2 separate regions of the Homo sapiens genome follow, and region 1 is linked to region 2. The links are chromatin loops, found by intact Hi-C in ENCODE. Cell type or tissue: heart left ventricle. All regions are shown on one strand. Each heading gives the region's core, and the rest is flanking DNA. Links, peaks and the distances in the headings are about the cores only.

Evidence for each region. Hi-C counts contacts between places; a loop is a spot of excess contacts. Peaks named below come from ENCODE experiments on the same cell type or tissue, not always from the same donor. Only the 100,000 strongest peaks of a DNase experiment are listed, where the experiment ranks them.
Region 1: a loop joins it to region 2, with 2.3 times the contacts of the local background. A loop is called at or near these places in 19 of 110 quality-filtered maps.

Annotation. Positions count from the first base shown.
Region 1 is chr11:77,079,953-77,085,317 of GRCh38, forward strand. CAPN5 (calpain 5) reads left to right here. Exons shown (of 13, transcript NM_004055.5): 2 at 4,900-5,099. The coding sequence starts at 4,935. Among named protein-coding and RNA genes, the nearest start is that of CAPN5, 16 kb to the left of the region's middle. In heart left ventricle, for the core only: no CTCF peak of the experiment used is centred there; DNase peaks (open chromatin) are centred at 2,699 and 3,059; H3K27ac peaks cover 735 bases.
Region 2 is chr11:76,796,884-76,802,248 of GRCh38, forward strand. TSKU (tsukushi, small leucine rich proteoglycan) reads left to right here. Exons shown (of 2, transcript NM_015516.4): 2 at 1-1,261. Among named protein-coding and RNA genes, the nearest start is that of TSKU, 16 kb to the left of the region's middle. RefSeq lists a silencer at 2,296-2,555. In heart left ventricle, for the core only: CTCF peaks have their summits at 2,545 (motif pointing left) and 2,759; DNase peaks (open chromatin) are centred at 2,048 and 2,548; H3K4me3 peaks cover 774 bases; H3K27ac peaks cover 548 bases.

The sequences.
Region 1 (5,365 bases), core at 187-5,186, 280 kb after region 2:
TCTCATGTTCTTTTCTAAAAGCATTATTGTTTTACCTTTCAGTTAGATTTGAAATCTATCTGGAATAAGTTTTGTATACGGTTTGAGGTAGGGGTAAGACAACTGTTTTTCCTTATGGATAGCCAGTTGACCCAGCACCATTTATTGAAAAGATAAATCCTTTCCCCAGTGCATTGTGGCATCTCTTTTGTCATATATCAGGTGTCCTTATACTTGTGGCTTATTTCTGAACTTTCTATTCTGTTCCACTGTTCTATAAGACAGTGCCCAGTGAGCTTTGTGATCAGCCTTGTTACTTAGTAGTGTAAGTCCTCCAGCTTGTTCTCTTCAAATGGCTCTGCTTATTCTGGGTCCTTTGTGGCTTTGAGGCCCGTGGTGGCTTTGAGGCCCTCTTGCTGCTGGGCTTGGGCTCAGCTGTGTCCTTCGTTCTTATTATTCCCCTGGGGCTGATGCTGGCTCCATGACCCCATCTCTCAGAGGCTCAGAGAGGTAGGTGACTTGCCCCTCCACACAGCTCTGGAGCCTGGCCTTGGCTTCTGCCTCAAGGACAAATTCCTTGGTGTTCCCATCTACAAAATGGCTTAGGTGGTCCAGGGAAGGCTCACAGGTATCAGCCCGCTGGAAGATGAGGCCTTATTCCATCCTGTACACAGCCAGGCTGTCCCCGCTACCTCCAGCAGGTCCAGGGAACAGCAGACTAGGCCACACAGCCTCCTGGAAGAGGAGTACCAACCATGTCCCAGGTGAGGATAGACTGAGCTTCCCTAAGGCAGGCCTAGGAACAGATGCCACTTTCTTTCTGTCATCTGTCACCTTAGAGGCTGGAACCCAGTAGGGCTCAGAGGAGGCTTGCTGATTGACAGCAGCTCAGAGGGGTTCCCACCTTGCCCAAGGACACACAGCAGCTAAATGATGCAGTTGGGATGCAAACTCAGATCTGACTGACCTGCCAGAAGACTGGGTTCCTGAAGCTCCCTGGTGAGCACCCCAGCCCCCTCATTCTGACCCAACTCAGAACTTCCACTCTTGGTCCACAGAGGCCTCACTGTGCAGGCTGGGTCTGACTCACCGCTGCCCTGGCCACAGGAGGAGGAGGGCTGATACCAGTGAGCCTTCCCTGGAGATGATGGCCAGCTAAGCCATTTTGTAGATGGGAACATCAATGAGCTTGTCCAGAGTCTGCAGCCTCTTATGCAGATCTCAAGCCTCCAGACTCCGTATCCTAGGCTTCTCAAAGCAGGGCCCAGGTTAGCACTGTGCTCATTTTAGGGGGTGCCCTGAGGTGGTAATAAAGATGTCTTTCATACCTCTGAGCCTTTGCGTGAACTGTTCCCTTTGCCTGGAATGGCCTTTCTCTCCTGCCTCTGTGGCCAGGCCTGTGTGGAGGCTTCCCTGCTTTCCTCTTGCTGGAACCTCTGAATGACACATACTTCATTTGGCCTTATGTCTGTTGGCTACACTAGACCAACTCCGACAGGAACCCCAAGTTGTGGTAGCCCCCCCATACCTGGCGGGGGTCTGGACACATCGTGGGTGAAGCCCAGATGTCGACTGCCTGAGACTGTCAGTCCTCAGGGCACAGAGCATGAAAGGATACAGAGTGCTGCTCTGCATGGTGGGGTCTTGTTTGTTCCTCACAGTGGCCCAGAGGCCCTGGCACATTGTCTCTTCCAGACAAGGACCATGCAGACCAGTGAGGTAATGCGGCCTGCTCAGGACAGCGGGGGCCTGGGTCGAGGCTCAGGAGCTGGAGGAGGGCTGGGCCGCAGCAGAATGTGCTAGGGCTACAGTCTGGATAGTGGGGATGTGGGCACCGGCTGGCACCCAGCTGTCAGGGAGGGGAGGAGAGGAGAGCCAGGCCTTCCCCAGGGTGAAGGGGTGGGCCCTGCTGCAGCAGACCTGAGTGCTGGCGTCTGTGATGTGGAAAGCTGATTCCCCTTGGGAGCCTCCGCCACTCTCTGAGCCTTTTTCTCTTCTTGAAGGAATTCCTCCTGCACTCACCTTTGTTGGTTCATGCAACATAACTCCTCAATCCCTGGAGCCCCACATTGGACCCTGGGATAGAGAGAGGAGCTGGACACAGCCCCTCCCCTGGAGGGGCACAGGGTAGGCTGGGGAGGCAGACAAGTCATGTGCAGATGGGATACAGTGTTAACAGGTGCTGTCCCAGGGGCACCAGGATGGCAGAGGAACAGTGTGTGCAGAGGCCCTGAGGGAACAGTCTTGTGGGAGCTGCGAGGAGCTCCGAGCCCCAGAGCTTCAGCCCAGGGTGGAGAATGGTGGGGATGAGACTGGCAGGAGGAGGGAAGAGGGCAGGCACACAGGGCAGCTGGGAAGCTCAGGTGGTCCTGAACCCCACCCAGGGGTCCTGCTCGGCCCAAACAGCTAAAAACACCAGGGAGACAGGAAGTGCTACGGGCCTAAGCTCAGGCTCAGAAAGAAAAGGCCTGGGTGGAGCAGCTTGCCTGCCTCCTGGTCTATCCGTGGCCTTCAGTGCTCTGCCTGGGGCTAGCAGAGGAGACCTGACCCTGTCGGGGTGTTGGCCCCATAGATACAGTGGGAGGTGACCTTGGGGCAGATGGAGGGTGCAGAGGGGCAGTCTGTGCAAGGGCCGGGGCCAGAAGAACCTCACATAAGTAGGCCAAGGTTAGCCTGGCAGGCAGGTGAGGCTGGAGGGATGGGGCAACGGTATCAGGCCCTCAGCCAGCCAGGCCTGGCCCTGTGCAGCCCCTGGCCCAGCCGAGCTCTCCCTTTATGGCCTCCACCTCCCTTCCATCCTCCCCAGGAGTGGACCCTCCCAGCAGCGTTGGCCCCTTCCTAGCCTGGAGAGCAGCCAGACCCTCTTTCTCCACCAGCCTGGCTGTGTGCCCTGGGCGAGCTTCCTCTCCCTCTCTGGACCCTCTAGGCTCAGAAACACTGGAATTGCAAGAGCTGATTTCTGGGCTCCTGCTTTCAGCTTCTCTGATCTAATTCTTGTAGCCTAAATTGCTTCCTGAACTGACCCTGCCGGAAACCCGTGGTGCTAATGCTGCTCCTCGGTGACTCTGCCAGAAGCCTGAAGCCCGGAAGCTGGCTCTGTGAGCTCCTCCCCTCTCTCCCTCAGACCTCCAAGGCAGGGAGAATGGGTGGGAGGGGGCAGGGCTGCTGGCCTCCGTGGGCAGAGGGGCAGCCAGAGAAGTTAAGTGGTTGGCCTGAGGTCACACAGCAGCACTCCAGCAGGCCCAGTATGGATATGGGGGCAGAAGGTGAAGTGGCTTGGGTGCAGAGCAGGGGACAACTGCTCTCAGCTCCCTTGGCAGGTGGGGGGACAATGGCCCCCTTGCCCTCCCTGCTGTCCATCTGTGCCCATGCTCACTGCCCGCGCTCGCCTCTTTCCTTTCCTGTCTCTCCCTTCCCTCTTTCCCTCCACATGAGGCCCCAGTGAGGCTCCAGCTCAGCCACGGTGTGTGGGGAGACCCTAAGTGAGAGCGGCAGGGTCATACAGCCAAGGCGGTGGCACTAAAGTCAGAGGATCTGGGTTCCCGTCCGGACACCAGGTTTCCAGGGGAGCTTGGGCAGGTCACCTCACCTCACTGAGCCGCAGTTGTATTTTGTGAAAGCTGGCAGCCGTGTGCCCACCGGCACTGTTGGCAGGCAGTACACATGCACCTCTGGCCAGGGAAATGGGGCGTCTCTTGGGACCACTGGGTGTCTTGGCCCCTTCCCCCTCACTCCTCTTCCCACTGGCATGCTTGGCGGGCTCCTCAGCCTTCAGTTAATGGGTTGACTCCTTCCAGGAGGTGCAGCAGCACTGTGTAATTCCCATCACTGAGATGAGAAAACGGGCTCAGAGAGTTCACATGACCAGTTCAACGTCACCCAGCAGGAGGGTGGTACCACTGGGGCTGGCACTCACACCAGTCTTGATCTCAGATATCACTCCCACAGCCAGCCTGCCTTGCCTTGGTTTCCCTCAGGGCTGGGCTGGAAATTGTGGCCTTTACCCCAAAAGGATTGCACTGTTACCCTGGGCAGGCCCCAGGAAGAGTAGATCGGGGACTGTGGAGCTGCACCGCAGCCCAGATGGAGTTTGAGGGATGGGGGCGTGGATCATAAATGGGGTGGTCACTCAGGTGCTTGGCCGTCCGAGCATCTCTCAGCGCACCTGATATGCAGGCCCTGCCAGCCGCTGTTCCTTGCCCTGCCCTGCCCTCCACTCCCAGAGGCCTTCCCTGACCATGTTGGTCCAGTCTGTGTCCCTTGCACTTGGTCAGCACATTGGTGCAAAGTTCAGGGTGCTTGGCTGGGCCCACCTGGGCCCCTGGGGAATGGAGGGAGGGTTAAGGAGCCATGGGCCTGCTCTCTACAGAATTAGAGACGCCTATTCCCAAGATGCTGTGAGGAAGGCAGCATGGTGCGGGGAGGACCGGAGAGAATGAATGAATGATGCTGAGAGGGGTACCTGGGGCAAGGTTTTCCCACACCAGGCAGAAATGTGCCACTCTCTAGAGGTGGGGAGGGAAACCCAGAGGCACACGCTGCTTTCCTGTGGGAGACACACCAGCCAGGGAGCTGGCAGGGCTGGCCACTGGTCTGATTCCGTCTGAGGAGGTGTAGGGAAGGCTGGTCAAACAAAGGAAGGCAGGGAGGTAGGTGCGGTGTGGGCCAGGCCTGAGCTCTGTGTGGCCTGTGGGCCTGGTATCGCCTCTGAGCTTCAGAAACGAGAGAATCCAGTCTATGGAGTCAGGCCGGTCGGTGTCTGTCCCACTCTGCTGTATACCAGCTGTGTGACCTTGGGTAGGCTCCACGCCTCGCTGAGCCTTCCGTGCCTGTGCCATGGGGCTGATGATGTCCGCTTCACAGGGCACATCAGGGACCCAGGGACTCTGTGAGTGACCGTCTTCTTGCCTTCCTGTCCAGGTGTTCCCCCTCCCCTCCCTGGGGCAGCAGCCACCATGTTCTCGTGTGTGAAGCCCTATGAGGACCAGAACTACTCAGCCCTGAGGCGGGACTGCCGGCGCAGGAAGGTGCTCTTCGAGGACCCCCTCTTCCCCGCCACTGACGACTCACTCTACTATAAGGGCACGCCGGGGCCCGCCGTCAGGTGGAAGCGACCCAAGGTCAGTGTCTGGTCCCAGCTGGAGCTGGGTGAGCGGGCCCAGGCCCACCCACAAGGCTGGGCCTGCAGGGACATCGGGGTGGTGGGAGGAGGCATCCCTGGCCCCAGGCTGCTGAGAAAGTGAGGGTGCTGAAACGGTGGGATTTGATCCGGATGGGGAGCTTGGAGAATGGGCTGTAATCCTGTGGCCACCACTGGATTGGTTGAGGCCCAGCCAGGCCTTCACCCTCTCAGGGCCTCCACTTCCTCACAGGAAAAATGGGGCAG
Region 2 (5,365 bases), core at 167-5,166:
TCCCCAAACCATGAGCAGAGGGACTTCGATGCCAAACCAGACTCGGGTCCCCTCCTGCTTCCCTTCCCCACTTATCCCCCAAGTGCCTTCCCTCATGCCTGGGCCGGCCTGACCCGCAATGGGCAGAGGGTGGGTGGGACCCCCTGCTGCAGGGCAGAGTTCAGGTCCACTGGGCTGAGTGTCCCCTTGGGCCCATGGCCCAGTCACTCAGGGGCGAGTTTCTTTTCTAACATAGCCCTTTCTTTGCCATGAGGCCATGAGGCCCGCTTCATCCTTTTCTATTTCCCTAGAACCTTAATGGTAGAAGGAATTGCAAAGAATCAAGTCCACCCTTCTCATGTGACAGATGGGGAAACTGAGGCCTTGAGAAGGAAAAAGGCTAATCTAAGTTCCTGCGGGCAGTGGCATGACTGGAGCACAGCCTCCTGCCTCCCAGCCCGGACCCAATGCACTTTCTTGTCTCCTCTAATAAGCCCCACCCTCCCCGCCTGGGCTCCCCTTGCTGCCCTTGCCTGTTCCCCATTAGCACAGGAGTAGCAGCAGCAGGACAGGCAAGAGCCTCACAAGTGGGACTCTGGGCCTCTGACCAGCTGTGCGGCATGGGCTAAGTCACTCTGCCCTTCGGAGCCTCTGGAAGCTTAGGGCACATTGGTTCCAGCCTAGCCAGTTTCTCACCCTGGGTTGGGGTCCCCCAGCATCCAGACTGGAAACCTACCCATTTTCCCCTGAGCATCCTCTAGATGCTGCCCCAAGGAGTTGCTGCAGTTCTGGAGCCTCATCTGGCTGGGATCTCCAAGGGGCCTCCTGGATTCAGTCCCCACTGGCCCTGAGCACGACAGCCCTTCTTACCCTCCCAGGAATGCCGTGAAAGGAGACAAGGTCTGCCCGACCCATGTCTATGCTCTACCCCCAGGGTAGCATCTCAGCTTCCGAACCCTGGGCTGTTTCCTTAGTCTTCATTTTATAAAAGTTGTTGCCTTTTTAACGGAGTGTCACTTTCAACCGGCCTCCCCTACCCCTGCTGGCCGGGGATGGAGACATGTCATTTGTAAAAGCAGAAAAAGGTTGCATTTGTTCACTTTTGTAATATTGTCCTGGGCCTGTGTTGGGGTGTTGGGGGAAGCTGGGCATCAGTGGCCACATGGGCATCAGGGGCTGGCCCCACAGAGACCCCACAGGGCAGTGAGCTCTGTCTTCCCCCACCTGCCTAGCCCATCATCTATCTAACCGGTCCTTGATTTAATAAACACTATAAAAAGTTCTTTGCTTTACTCAGCCAGTGTCCACTGGCAATCCCTGGGCTGGGCTCTGGGGCCACAAAGATGAATCAGGTTAGGCCCTGCCCTGGGCAGCTTGTTCTCCCTGAAAAGCCTGATAATCTCAGGATTTGGGGAGTAAGGTGACGTGAAGGAGGGAGTTCCTGCACCCTGTTCACCTCTCATCTCCCGTGGCCCTACCCCACTGTTCCTGCCACCCCAGCTCCAGCCATAGCCATGAGCATGCAGGCCCTTGCACACCTGTTCTCTTGCTCAGGCGTTACTGTGGGACCTTGCCCTTGCCCTCACCCCTGTCTCTCAACCTCCTTCCTATCCAGTAGACCTAGTTCTTGCCCGCCCGCAGAAGCTTCCTTGGCCCCTTCCACCTCCCTCCTCTGAACTGCAACAGTATTTTGTTCTTCCTTGGTGCTTCAGCTGCTATGGTACCCCAGCTCCTGTTTGCACACTTCCACTGACAGAGATCACACTTGGAGCTCATCTGGGTGGCTCTGCTGTCACCAAGTTCTTCCTTCTAACTGGCCAGTCTACAGGGAATGTCTACCATCATCACCAATGACAGGTTTTTCCTGATCCCTACTCTGTGCCCAGAACATTCAGGCCATATGCACTGGTGGGAGCTTGCCCATCTTGTAATCAGGCCTCCCCAGGGAGAAGTATCAGCTTGAGGCCCTGGGTCCGAGGCTGGCACCCAGCGGTCAAGGTAGGAAAGAGCTGAGGCTTGGCGCCGGGCGGTGTGGAGGAGAGGGAGGTCAGGGTGAGACCCCGGGCCCCCACAGTCCTCCTGTTTGTTCTCCACTTCCCCTACATTTCCTGGGACAGGAGAGGATTCAGATGGAGGTAGGGATCACGGTACTTTCACCCAATGGGTCCGGGTCTTCCCAAGTCCCCGCTTGTGGAAGGAGTCCTTGCGGGAGGGCCATGGAACAAAAAGGCCTTAAAGACAGGGCCAAAGCGTGCGGAGGGCAGCGAAGGGAAGGAGGGGGCTTCTGCGGCAATCAGTTCTGGAGCAGGTCACCTCCGCCCGAGCTGCAGCTTCCTCCTCTGCAAAACGGGGCAGGGTGAAGGCCCAGTGAGAGCATGGGCGCGGATGCCATCACGCTGGGCGGGCTCGTCCTTCCCGTGGGGAACCTGCCCTGCACCCCGCAGCCCTGGCCTCCTGCCAGCCATAAGGAGAGCGGAAGCCCCGGCGGGCCTCGCCGACCCGGGAGTCCGCGCGGCCCCTCCCTGCCCGTGCGGAGGCTCCCGGCCCGCAGCGCCACCTCGTGCTCACGCATGGCCAGACACCCCAGATCCCAGCGGGGCCAAGAGCCAGGACCGGGGCGGCTGGAGGCCAAAGTGGGCTGCGCTGTTTGCTTTATGCGGCCAGTCCCTTCCCGCCCACCAGACTACCCTCGCCCTGCCGGACTCCGCCCTCCAGGAACCCTGGCGCCCAGGGCGAGGGCTTCGAATCTTACACAATCAGGAAAATTCGTGCAAAGAATCCGTTTTGGAATTCACAGAAAAGGGTTGAAATCTTGGGGTCATCACTAACCAATTGTGTGATTTTTGGCCAGGTCACTTTACTTCTCTGAGCCTGGAAAATAGGGATGAAAATATCTCCCTCAAGGCCGGGCACGATGGCTCCTGCCTGTAATCCCAGCACTTTGGGAGGCTGAGGCAGGAGGATCGCTTGAGCTCAGGAATTCAAGACTAAGACCAGCCTGGGCAACATAATTTAAAAATCTAAAAATTAACCGGGCATGGTGACGCCTGTAGTCCCAGCTACTTGGGAGGCTGAAGTGGGAGGATAGCTTGAGCCTGGGAGGTTGGATGACAGAGTTAGACCCTGTTTAAAAAAAAAAAAAAAAAAAGCAAAGAGAGAAAAATAAAAATAAAAGAAAGACAAAAAAGAAAGAGAAACAAACAAAGAAAGAGAAAATACCTCCCTGAGCCTGGGAGGTTGAGGCTGCCGTGAGCCGAGATTCTACCACTGCACTCCAGCCTGAGTGACAGAGCTAGACCCTGGAAAAAAAAAAGAACGAAGGAAGGGAGGGAGGGAGAGAGAAAGGAAGAAAAGAAAGAAAGAGCAAAAAAGGAAGAAGGAAAGAAGGAAAGAAGGAAGGGAGGGAGGGAGGGAGGGAGGGAGGGAAAATATCTCCCTCCACAGGACTGTGTGTAGAAGAAATGAAGTAACATTTGTAGAGAACCAAGTACGGTGCCTGGCACAAAATGGCAGCCTCTAAGTGCTCTTTCCCGCCCTCATCCAACCATGGAGTTATGAAGTAGATTACAGAGCCATGTAGTCTGAGTCTGTTTTTTATAACTCGCACTCAGAACTGAAGAATTTTGTAAAGTTCTGGGACTGTAGAATCACAGAACGACACCCGGTAATCCACAGGGTCATGGAGTAGGTACTCACCGTCAGCTGTGGCCCAGCTCACCACCATGGGTCAGCAGGGTCACCAGCCTCTTTATGCCTTTCACAGTAATGCAGCGGCCAGCTATGGCTATGTGTTCCTCATGCTTTGTGTACATGCCATCATCTCCTCACAACTGCACCAGGTGTTTTTGTCACCATACAGATGAGGAAACCAGCATAGGCCAGGCTTTATCTGTCAGGTGGCAATTCTCACATTCTTCCTTGTCCTACCCCAGGGGCCGGGCCAGCTGTGTAAATCCCATGAATCAGAGAGGGTAGAGGTGCACTGATAAACCAAAAAGCACTGGGATTCCATTTATTTTTTATTTTCAAATAAGTTGCAGAAGTTATGCAGTTCTACATAGCTCCGATCAGACTGTGGATTCTAGATCTTAGAGTATAAAAAGCCAAAGGTCAAAGTCAAAGTCCTTTCTCTCCTGGCCCCTTTTCACGGATGGGGAATCTGAGGCCCAGAGACGAGTAAGTTCCCATGGTCCATGGCCAGGATTCTGTGCTTCAGAACGGCCTATGTAATTTGTGGGACCCAGTATAAAATGAAAATGTGGGGCCCCTTGTTCAAAGTTATTAGGATTTCAAGATGACAAGAACAGAGCATTAAACCAAGCACAGGGTCTTTCTATGGTTTCACTGCCCATGAAGCCAGCCCTGCTGCCATTTGATCATCTCATTTCTAGAGGAGGGGCAAACACCCAGACAGTGTTGGTCAGGATGGCAGAAGAGAGTAGGTGTGGATTTGTGTGTAATCCAATCCCTCTGTAGTTCAGGGAGCCAGTTAGACTCTTCCAAATGCAGGAATGTCCCTCTGTCGTTATCACACAACCCCCTGGTTTCCCCACCTTGCCATGGCCAAAAGGCTTTCAGAGGGAAAAGGCAGCTAAAGAGGTGGATTCTACCACCCAGCTGCCACCAAACCAGCTCATGGGCTGTTTCTCTGGACTGCCAGGAATATGGGGGGGCAGAGGCCTGCCCCTTGCTCACTTTATGTGCTTACAGAATTTAAAGTCCACCAGCGCTAAAGCCCACTCATACCTAATCTCCACCAAGGGCACTGTCTATGACAACAGAGGTCATCATAGGCTAATAGGACCTTGCCCATCAATGTTCAGTGTTCCTTGTTGGCTAACGTTCACCAGGGTGCAAATGTTGGTTGATATATAATGTTTATCATATGAATGACAGCTTCCACCAATGACCAATATCCACAAAGGGAAAATGTCTGTTGGAGGCAGTGTCTGCTGTATATCAGTGCCCAGTGTTCACTGGTAGCTAATTGCAATTATACTTGCTCTGTGCATCAATACCCAATGTCAGTCCATAGCTCGGCTTCTAACGACAGCAAATGTCTATCCAGTTAAGTCACATGCCCTGTGTTTATTCTTCTCTTTATTTATTTAAGTACTAGTGGTTCTGTCTACAGGGATTATTGTGTTTGTTGAGCTTGGAGGGAAATTCCCCCTGTGTTTATTCTTTAGTTCCCAAACCTATTTATTATTTTCTTTTGCATATCCATTAGATAGTCAAAGTGTTCTGAACTGGAGGTACAAACACATTCATGTTTCTTTTTGTCTCCCTTCCCTCCCTCCCTCCCTCCCTCCCTTTCTTTCTTTCTTTCTATCTCTCTCTCTCTCTCTTTCTCTCTCTCTCTCTCTCTTTCTTTTTTCAGGGTCTT